Linked DNA regions of Homo sapiens: region 1 is linked to region 2. Evidence: read pairs that join two places in POLR2A ChIA-PET (ENCODE). Cell type or tissue: A673. All regions are shown on one strand. Each heading gives the region's core, and the rest is flanking DNA. Links, peaks and the distances in the headings are about the cores only. Region 1 overlaps TNIK (TRAF2 and NCK interacting kinase). Region 2 overlaps TNIK (TRAF2 and NCK interacting kinase).

What was found. ChIA-PET counts read pairs that join two places held together with the same protein. Peaks named below come from ENCODE experiments on the same cell type or tissue, not always from the same donor. Only the 100,000 strongest peaks of a DNase experiment are listed, where the experiment ranks them.
Region 1: POLR2A ChIA-PET joins it to region 2 with 5 read pairs; 1 of 35 experiments calls an interaction of 5 or more read pairs at or near these places.

The regions. Positions count from the first base shown.
Region 1 is chr3:171,171,746-171,177,131 of GRCh38, reverse strand. TNIK (TRAF2 and NCK interacting kinase) reads left to right here. Exons shown (of 33, transcript NM_015028.4): 9 at 1,802-1,880. Among named protein-coding and RNA genes, the nearest start is that of MIR569, 68 kb to the right of the region's middle. RefSeq lists a silencer at 2,988-3,057. In A673, for the core only: a CTCF peak has its summit at 4,878; no DNase peak of the experiment used is centred there; H3K4me3 peaks cover 355 bases.
Region 2 is chr3:171,348,941-171,354,326 of GRCh38, reverse strand. All of the region lies in intron 2 of TNIK (TRAF2 and NCK interacting kinase), which reads left to right. Among named protein-coding and RNA genes, the nearest start is that of TNIK, 110 kb to the left of the region's middle. In A673, for the core only: no CTCF peak of the experiment used is centred there; a DNase peak (open chromatin) is centred at 2,476.

The DNA.
Region 1 (5,386 bases), core at 234-5,233, 180 kb after region 2:
TTTTTATTAGAAAAAAAAAAAAGGAAGAAAAAGAAAGCATACTTTGGGGAGTCTTGTTTGTTTTACAGATTCTGTACATCATTTATTCTTGGACTACTCCTCACCTGACATAAAACTGTGACCAACTCACAAGACTATAAACTCCAATGTATGAAAATCCAAAATTAATTTTCAGTGCACAGGTTATACAAAGACTCCACTCAATGGCTATCACTCCTCTTAAAATACTGATGTTTAAAATTTTAGATTTCCCTGCTATTTGAGACAGAGTGGCTAGGGCTCCAGCAGTCTTGAGAATCTCAGTTCCTTGAGATTTGGAGTATTGGCCCCAGCAGAGAGTCTCTGTCATGAGACTGTGCCTCACAGACTTCCATATAGGAAGTGTAACTGATTGTCAGCCCCAGCTGCTGCAATGGCAGCAGGCCGCACCTTTCAAGGGCCACTCCCCGCCAGTGACCTAGCACAGTGGGGATACTAAGGCAGGCCCTTTCCTGGAGGACACAAGATTCCTTTGTAGGCAACTTTCACCCAAGTAATCCCCTATGACTTTACAAGACCTGCAGGACAGGCTGGGACCCTTCCACCTACCTTTTCTCCCTCTCTCCTTCACTCAGGGTCAGACTTGCATAGCAATCTGATGACTTCCCATACTGCCTGGCTCCTTCCCTGTTTCCATTCACATAGTAATTTACCCAGTAATATCCTTGGTGTCTGCATCTCAAAGGACTAGGACAAAAATAGGCCCTTTATTTGCACGACAGGTCATTATACTTATGACTTTTACCTTCGGGTTGTCATCGTTTTCTTACTTCCCAGTCTAGAATTGGTAGAACTCATCTGTAGCATGATTGATTTGGAGTGCTGGTTGACAAAATTGCCCTCATTCACAATGCTAATAGGCATGTGTGAATCAGAAAAATAATATATTGCAGTCTTAAACCATATTATCATTCTTGATGAGTGGTAGACAGGGCTAAAAATAAACTTCTGCCCACAGAATCCTTTGGCTTTTAGGGAGCATATATTCTTATTCTAGCTACAAAGTAGAAATTCTCCCAGATGTTTGAAAAGTAAACTAATAAAATATTTTATTAAAATAAGAACATATGAGTGCTTTCACTATAAACGATAATGTCATGTTTACAAGATGAGATCTTTTTATAACTTTGTTTTTCTGCCAGACTCTGTGTGACTTAATCCTCTGGGCTTCCTGGGGCCAGTGAATTTAAAAACAAAATGAAACAAAACCCGTTACGAAACCTGAAAAGCCATTCGGGATATCTGGAAACAGAGAAAATGGGGCTCTGGGGCTGGTGTTTTGGACTCCAAAAATCTGTGTAGATAACAATTGCATTTGGATGAGCTGTCGACGTGTAAGAAATAGACGGGATAATGAAATGCCTTTTATTTATGGCTTAGGCTTTTACTAATTAAAAATAGCTTACCATCTCCATTGTAGTTGTCATCTGATGGTATTTACTTTAAATGTCAGGTGGTCATTCACAGCAAGGATGGCTGGTTGTTGACCCTTTAACTTAGTTTCCTTAAATATGAAGTAAACATGTATTCACTAGAAATGTTAGCAGTAGCTATGTGAACCATGTTGTATTTTATGAGACTCCTGTAAGTGGATATTGGATCTTTCAAATGCTCAGAAGCATTTGGATATTCTGACTTTGTGCTCACTGGTGGTGTGTAAACTGAGTGGGTCATTGGGCAGCCATTATCTGCACAGCCAAGACGGGCTTGGCCTGGGTTTGGCCTCCTAACTGTAGCTGGCCCTTGTTTTGGTCTCTTGCAGCTCTCTGTGACATGCACCCCATGAGAGCTCTCTTCCTCATCCCCCGGAACCCAGCGCCTCGGCTGAAGTCTAAGAAGTGGTGAGTTTGGTCTTCGATGTTTCGCAGATCTAAGGGTGAGGTTTTCTTGTGATTCTATTTTGGATTAGCTCTAATCCCTAGGTCCTGCTGATAGAATGAGACTAACATGTATGATGACTTGGTGAATTACTTTCCATATGCTGTCATTCATCTTAAAGTATATATTGAGTATCTACTGTTTGTACAGCAGGTCTTTATTCCCCCACCTTTAAGGTAAGAAATTATTAGCCAAAATGGGTAAGTGAAGCCAAGTAATAACATGAAAGCTCTTTGATCTATAACTCCAAGTCATATCTTTCCTGGCAGCACAGAACAGCTTATCAGAGAGGGTGATAGTTTAGAGAGTCAGCCTGTTAGATTGGCTGATTTCTCTTCTATTCCTTACAACAATCATTCCCTAAGTGCATATACATACCAGGTAATGTTTGAGATTATTTCTCTGGCTCGTGTATGAGCATTTGCAGTTTTTTTGTTTTTACTACTGTTTTCACATATGGCAGGTGATACTGGCTTCTTATTTGGGGCAGCGATTTAACTTTTCCTTTTGATAAACTTACATAAAACAGTGGCTTAATTTAAAGGAAACTACTACATGAATACTAGTATGAGTGGTGTGAGGGTACGGCAAAAATTATGTTGATAGGATATGACTGACTGACATTTGGGAAACAGTTCTACAGGTTAAGCCAGATGTTGGATGTTTGACTTTTTGGGGATAATTATATAGTTGGGATCTTCCTATCTTATTATTCCATAACCAAAATTCATTGCTTCCTCCTTTCTTCCTATGGAAATGGTGTATCCTCCCTGATACATTCTTGAATCTCGGATTACTCATGGTCTGAGGTCAATTCCTGCACTATTTGTGACCTCCTATCCTTTTTCTAGAGATAAGTCCTGGGCAGTGAGACCATGAGGGACAGGATCCTTCTGCCCCTTTCCATAGCCCTTCATGATCAGGCGCTTGACTGGGGTCCTCATGTTTCCCACCCACCCACACACAGGCTCACCTCTACCATACAGGGGGCAGCCTTAATTACCACCAGTCATCTACTAATGAGAGCCACCCTGGTGGAACAGAGGAAAGGGCACACTGCACAGAAAGAGGGAAGGAAACAGCCAGAAAAGAGATGGCAGCCTCAGAATTGCCGGGCCCTGCGAGGGGAGTGAGAGTTGCTATTGGTAACAAGGAGGCAGAGCGTTCCCTGCTCCTCCTTCCTCTGCAGAGGGTCATTGTGGTGCAAGACAACCCTTCTCTCCCCAGCAACAGCCCTCCCATTGGGTGTCATACATCATGTGATCGGCAAAGCACCCCAACACCCTGCTTCCTCTCTTCTCCCTGGATCAGACTCCCGGGGAGAGGGACTGGCGCAGTTCTCTTCCCTGGAAGTGACAGTGACACTACAAAGCCCTCTGCTAGGTTCCTGCTTGATATCTGAGCTGAGTCTGGTGTATACAGTGGGCTTTACTTACCCTGTTCCCTGCCCTATCTTCTCCTTGTCTCCCTTTACTGCTGCAGGACACGTATTCTGAGCTTTTCCACAGAGGAGGACAAACTGGCCCTCCACAAATGTATTTGGCTGTCACACTATGGTCATATACCCTGTTTTAAAAATATGTGTATTAATTGGCAACACTTAAAAATCTGTCAATTGAGCATTACATTTAGATTTCTGGCCTTTTTCTTGCAAAGATGCAGTGAACTGCCTGCAAAGATGCTAGCTGCTGCTCCCATTTAGGACAAGTGATTGTCCTTCTCCTCCAGCTGCCACCTCCCCCCAACTCAGAAGCTGGTGTCAGTTGGTTAGTATACATCTCCTGTTTTCTTTTCTTTTCTTTTCTTTTTTTTTTTTTTTGAGACGGAGTCTCGCTCTGTCGCCCAGGCTGGAGTGCAGTGGCACGATCTCGGCTCACTGCAAGCTCTGCCTCCCGGGTTCACGCCATTCTCCTGCCTCAGTCTCCTGAGTAGCTAGGACTACAGGCGCCCGCCACCATGCCCTGCTAATTTTTTGTATTTTTTTTTTTTTTTTTAGTAGAGACAGGGTTTCACCGTGTTGGCCAGGATGGTCTTGATCTCCTGACCTCATGATCCGCCCGCCTCGGCCTCCCAAAGTGCTGGGATTACAGGCGTGAGCCACCGCGCCTGGCCACATCTCCTGTTTTCATCTTAACCATGGTCTACACCACCCCTTTTTGTGACCTACCTGACCCCACAGAAAAGTGAGTGAACAGCCCTTGCCCTACAGTGTCAGTTTTCACCGACTGAGACCCAAAAAAGATCAACGGTGTGCTGACCTTGTTTGAGAAATACAAACTTTTAGGACAATGCAGTCTGATTTTTCGGCTTCAAACCTTTGACAACAACTAATTTTAATAATGCTGGAGGGAGCAGGAGAAGTTTGGAAACACTGAGAAGTCCAGGCCAATTTCATCTCATCCTGCCACCTTGCACACCTTTCCCTGATGTGTAAGGAAAACTGAGTAGGAAAGCTATGGGAACAAGTCCCATATTGTCAGACAGGGAAAGGAAAAGTAACCTGATTGCTAGAGAGAGACCGGGGAAACAAAAGCCCTGATAATGTGCCATTTCACACTTCGATCCCAGCCTTTGTAGAGGTGGTGGTGCAGCCTCCAGGCACATGATACTTGACAGCAGACATGGCTCCCATTTCTCTGCAATACAATTCCACCAGTTTTTAAGTGAAAATATTTAAACACTTCAGAGTATTTTATCTTGAAAGCGCAGGTCCAAAGTGATTTGAAGTAAGTTAGGGTTTACTTTAATAGACTCTAGTGTTTGAGAGGAAATGAAACATTTTGTTTATGTTTTTTATTTTAATTATTTAAGAGGAAAAGACTCCCTCCCCCGACCAAGAGACAAAATTCCAAAACATTCTTTTATTTCCAGCTATTCTCTACCTAAATGAGTTACCGGGTTAAATGCCTTGTTCTCAGTGTATATATCAACACCTGACCAAAGGGGGCGCCATTGTTGAGACAGGGCCATGAACTCTTCTCATGGCAAACATTCAATAAAGCATCATTTTCAACATGACTGAGTCTACAACATACAAGGCATAAACTGGTCTCTTAGTGTGAACTTTTTTTTTGTTTTTTAACTTGTACCTTCAAGATTTGAGAAATAAAGGCAGTGGCACTGCTCTTTCCACTGTCATCGTGGAGGGAAAGGAGACCACCACCACTCACAGGAGCCCAGTTCTTCCTTCCCTATTGGTATGATGAGGAGAGGCCTTTGTGGTATGGGATGATGAAGTTAGGGCACCACTGAATGTTCAGGCAGCTCAGCCATTTAATAATAAGTTGTCTGGGAGGGTTGTAACCTTTGTGGAATCAGAGGAAACCAAAGATACTCTCACCCTCTACCTCCATATCAGCACCAGCAAGTGAAAAGCAAGACTGGGATACCCATTCTCTCTTCCTGTCTCTTGTGCGTGCGTAGATTCCACTCGCAGGGGTAAACCATCTCCTTCAAAAGATTTTCTCCT
Region 2 (5,386 bases), core at 296-5,295:
AACTACTTCTCCGTGGCTGGTGTCTGTTTCCAAAGTAAATACAGGGGAGAAAATCCCCTTTTTACAATCAGCAATTTGGGTTAGAGCAGAAGCAGTGAAAGTGCCTAATGCTGAAAATTAGTTTTTTAAAACAAGGATAGCTATACAAAGGTGTGTAAATCTACATATATATTACATATATATAATGAATTTGGTGTTTGTGCTGAGTTCTATGCTTTACTGGGAGTGAGTTTCTAAATTGTTATCAGTTCAAGAAAATTTTTTTTTCTTGGTAGCGCAGTGTCACCCTAAGACATGAATGTGGTCTTAAGGGCTGATTTTGCTAGAATAATGGCACTTTATACTAACATACACCTTTTGGGGGCATTTGGAGGGTAGAGGATATCTACAAAAAATTCTCCAGAATAAACATTTTAAGAAATCATAGATATTAACTCTGAAGAAGTACCAGGACCACAATCATTACTGCCTACTATTACTAAGAGAAGAAAAAATAAGTTAACTTTTTAACTCAGCTTGGATGAAGGCTGGGCATCCAAAATAAAAACTTTGATTTGTAGGCAAAACACCCATGTGGAAGGTCACATTGCAGAAGAATATTGCTGTCTTCCTAGACTTGAACCTCAGAGGTTAAGATGAGTTCAGAACTCTTGATAGTTTAAGAGCCATCTCTTTATTTTTTTTAATCCTGAGTCATCTCTTGTAGTCAGGTGTTTCATAGATTTAGTATGTGCTTTGGTTGGCAGTTCTTGTCTTTACTTGTTAATGTGTCTCTTTAAAAGCTCAAGGACCGACCTTGTTCTGTGCACAGTAAAAGTAGCAATAGTATGTAATCCCGTATGTATAGTATATGTATAGAGTAACTATGCCCATTATAGGAAAGGCTCGGTAGCAGGCTTCCGCAACATCATAAAGTAAGCACTTACTGCTTAGTATCCCTGCTTTACAGATGAAAAGTCTAAACCTTGCAAAATTTAACTTACCCTAGGTCACACTGACAGTAAGTGGCACAACCTGGAGTTGAACCCACAACCTTTTGACACCAGTGATTGAAACAGATATAATTCATTGGCATAATGAAAGCATGGTGGGGTCGACTGCTCAGTGCAAGAGTTCAGTCATCTAACCTTTAATTTAAAATTTTCTGGTTTAACTGAAGACTACTATTTCTAGTTCTTAGGATCCTTGTAAAGTAGAGCAGCCACCTTTAGTGTTGTTTACATGCTTTGTTTCTCATATCTGACCATTCTAAAAAGGTAGAAAAGAATTATTCTGCTCACAAATGACCTAGTAATTCTGCCAATATGTTGAAATAAATGTTTTTTAAATTATCCTATTTAGGAGGAGAGGTGACTTTAAGGTAGAAACCCAGCCAAAATATGTTGCTATTCTAGAAGGTTCTTTGGCTTGGGTCAATCAAATAACTTTGATGTTACTTTTGCATTTCTGAATACATTAAAGCCTCATTAGTTTTCAGAGAGGAGACTTGGGCAAAACTTGACCTTTTAAAGTACCTTAGAAGGAGGCGTTTACCAAGCAATTTAAGAGTATAAACAGGAGTTTAAGAAGTTTGTTGAAAGCTTCTGTCCTTAAGTACCCTTGGGTATCTTAAGACTGTTTATTCTTGTTGATATGCTAATCACAAGTCATTCTTCAGTATTAAAGCATTTCCTCCAAGGAATTAATACTTTCACTTAAATAGGGTTCCTGCATGTACTTGGTTCATTAAACTGTACTGTAAAGTAGTTCCTTATTTACATAGTGATACCAACCCTTGCATCCCAAATACACTGAGTTGGAGAGGCTTTGCAGAGTATTAAACACATTTATGTCAAACATTCGCCATTTTGGAAAATCTGAAATTATCAGTTGCTTATTCTTTGGATAAATAACACAAAAGAACATGTGGCTAAGTCACAAAGGGGATGCCTTTAAAGTTATGTATGGAATAATGGTCTCCCTCCATACTTGGGGTGTGGTAGCCTTGTGGAATCCAAAGGCTTAAAAGGTGAATAGATTTTTCTGAGGATTGTCTGGAGTTTTTAATGCCACATGAAGATATGGAAAATTTTATGGATCACCCTGGATGAGAACCCAGGATGAACCTTTCAAAAAATCAAACACTTCTCTTTGAAGCCCAATTTTGCATTTGTGTATGAACTAGACCCTTGATACTCCAGGTGTGGCCTGCTGTCCAGCAGCATGATCAGCACCTCCTGGGAGATTGTTGGAAATGCAGAATCTCAGGCCTTTCCAAACCCACTGAAGCAGAATCTGCTTTTTAACGAGACTCCCAGGTGATTTATATGCCCATTTAACTTTGGGAAGCATGAGATTAGGCCATCTCCTTGGTCCTGAGGACTAGAGATAGCTTGATTAGTGGAATGCCTTTCCTTGGCATAAATCCAGGGTTCAGGATGGGCAGGGTGCCTGAAATGCACCATTTAACTTTTGTGTTGAATGGTTCTCCTGGGAACTGAGAGGGCTCAGGCAGGGCCTTTTTGCCCAGTGTGGTTGGTTTGTCATATCCCACAGAGATGAATCACACATTTGGATAAGTGAAGAGGAGAAGGGAGATCTCAATTCTGGCAGTAACCAGGTTACATGATGCAGAGTCTGTAATACTTAGGTGGAGGGTACATGAAGATTTGCAACATTTGGCTACTACTATGAATTGGAAATTTTCCTCCCAACTCTTACAAATGCAATGATAGCCCTGAAACTCTGTCCTTCAAGATATTTTGGAACTTTCTCTGGTGCTGTTATTTCATATTAAAATGAGAAAAAGAACAAGAACATGAGAATAAATGAATTCTTTTCCTCTCAAAAACAACATCCAATCAAAATACCTAATGAAAAATGAAGATGACACATAATGCAATTTTTGTATGAATAGTTCTTTTGATTAATTATATAGAAGATCTAAGATGACCTTCTTTCAATGGTTGAGAGATCTGTCAAGTGTTTTTACAGTGATAGGATAGAGAATAGTCACTCAGACACACATATACACACCTCCTATATCTGCATGCATTCATACACACACACACACACATATATACATATATATATATATTTTCTCTATGGTTGTTGGGGAAAGTAAATAACATAGTTTGCATGAAGAATACATAGGGCAGCCCAGCCATGGTGGCTCAGGCCTGTAATCCTAGCGCTTTGGGAGGCCGAGGTGGGTGAATTGCCTGAGCTCAGGAGTTCGAGACCAGCCTGAGCAACATAGTGAAACGTCATCTCTACTAAAAATACAAAAATTAGCCAGGTGTAGAGGCACGTGCCTGTAGTCCCAGCTACTTGGGAGGCTGAGGCACGCGAATAGCTTGAACCCAGGAAGTGGAGGTTAAGAAAAAAGAATATATGAGACAGATTAAAGTGTCCAGCAAGTGTTATTATTATGGGAAGCAGCAGGTTAAAAGCATAAAGTTTGGGGTTGTATCCCTTGGGACCAGAATCTTGGCTCTACCACTTATTGGTAGACCTAGGCTTCATTGCTTAACCTCTTTGTGCTTTGGTTTTCTCTTCTGAAATTTAGGAATAATAGTACCTAGCTCATAAGGATTAAATGAGATAATACATGAAATGGCATTTAGAAGAATTTTAGGTATACAGTGAGTACTCAAAAAAGTTAGTTTTTATGTATGCAGTATACTCTGTTATCTGAAATTCAGTTACAGGATTGAGTTTCTTTGGGCATTTTTTTTTTTTTTTTTTTTTTTAGCAACAGAGCTTTAAACTTGTTATATGGAAATCTTTCACTTCCTCTTCCTCTTAATTGCAGTAGTTAATTTTCCTCATGCTAATTGGATTTCAACAGGGAGAAGAATTAACAGAAAATATTTGAATGTGGCATTATCAGATGTAGTCATCTAATATCTTCAAATGTCATAGAGAGCTTTTTCATTCTGGGTGTTGAGATTAGTTGTAAAGAGCTCTAGAAACACCTCAGAATCCTGGATCAAACAGCCTGGTTCCTAATCTAGATTCAGATTCAACAAATACGGATTGGCTACCAGGTTTGTTCTTGGCTACCAGCTTTGTTCCAGGAACTGTTCTGGAACAAATACAGAGGTTAAGACCATAGGTTTGGATCTAAGCAGATCTGAGTTCAAATTTTGATTCTGCTTATTAGCTGCAATATTTTGTGTAAATATTGTGTAAGGACAATGGTATAGACAATATTGGCAGAGGCAAAAGAACTAATTAAGAATCTCATTCACCCTCCTCAAAAACATTTGCTATAATGTTGTATTTTATGTCTTGTTTGTTCTGTAATTCTTCTATATGTTCATTGAAAAATATATAGAATATTTTCCTTTGGGTAGCCCATCTTCTAGCTCCCTGGGAAAGATTTCATTGGCCACTAAAAACAACTTAAGATCTTGCTTTGGGAGTAGATAAGTTCATTCACTCAGATTTAACAATTTTAAGACATACAAAAAAAGCCCTCGAATACTACTTTTAGAAGATCCTGGATACCATTGGCTGCTGCTTATTCCACAATGAATGTATGCTCGGTGTAACTAGAATACGCAAGAATGGATAGCTTTCAAATATTAGTGGGGAAAATATCCTTTACATCAAAACATGACTGAAATGGAATGGATTACAGGAATGTTGGAAATACTGGGCTAAAACATTATTCTGACTTTCCATCATCCTGTTTTGACAGGACCCTAGACAGGCAGTTTTGGGGAAATGTGTCAAATTTGTGTTGAGCTAGAATAAACAATCTAATTGTGTGACACTGCCTCTTGGGAATCAGGAGTCAGCTTCTTCCTCACCCTGAAGTGATTAGTTTATGCCCTGGAGCTGTCTGACCCTTGTAAAATTATCCCAGCTGGTAGGACTGCAGTGGCTGATCTCATTTTTCTGTGAATGTCTTATTCTTGTGGGAATCTTTATCAATCATCTGCCTCTCTTTGTACAATACAAGAGTTATTGTAGGATTGTTTCATGGGCTAGTAAAAGGAGGTGCTTTGTACCAACCAACAAATATTTCTTGCTCTCTTGCCAGTGTGAACCACTAATTCTGAAAAATATGATATGTGATTTAAAATATAAATAAGCACTCAGACCACTATCCAAAATTTCTAATTTTCCCAGTAGATTGGTGGTGGAAGTTCTGGTCATGTTTTACTGTTTTTCTTGAGAGATGAAGGTAGTTGATGATCTATATGGAAACTTTTTTGGGTGTTATAGCTGAGAGTCTGAATCCTAGTATTTCTAGGATTCTAGGATATCACTAGTTTTCAGCCATTCAGCAATACCAACCTCTTTTTTTTTTTCCAAGTTCATCCTAGAACTTGCAGTCTTTTTGCTTAATATTTTTCATTAAAGTATTTTATTTACTTAAATTTTTCAAAAAGAAAAT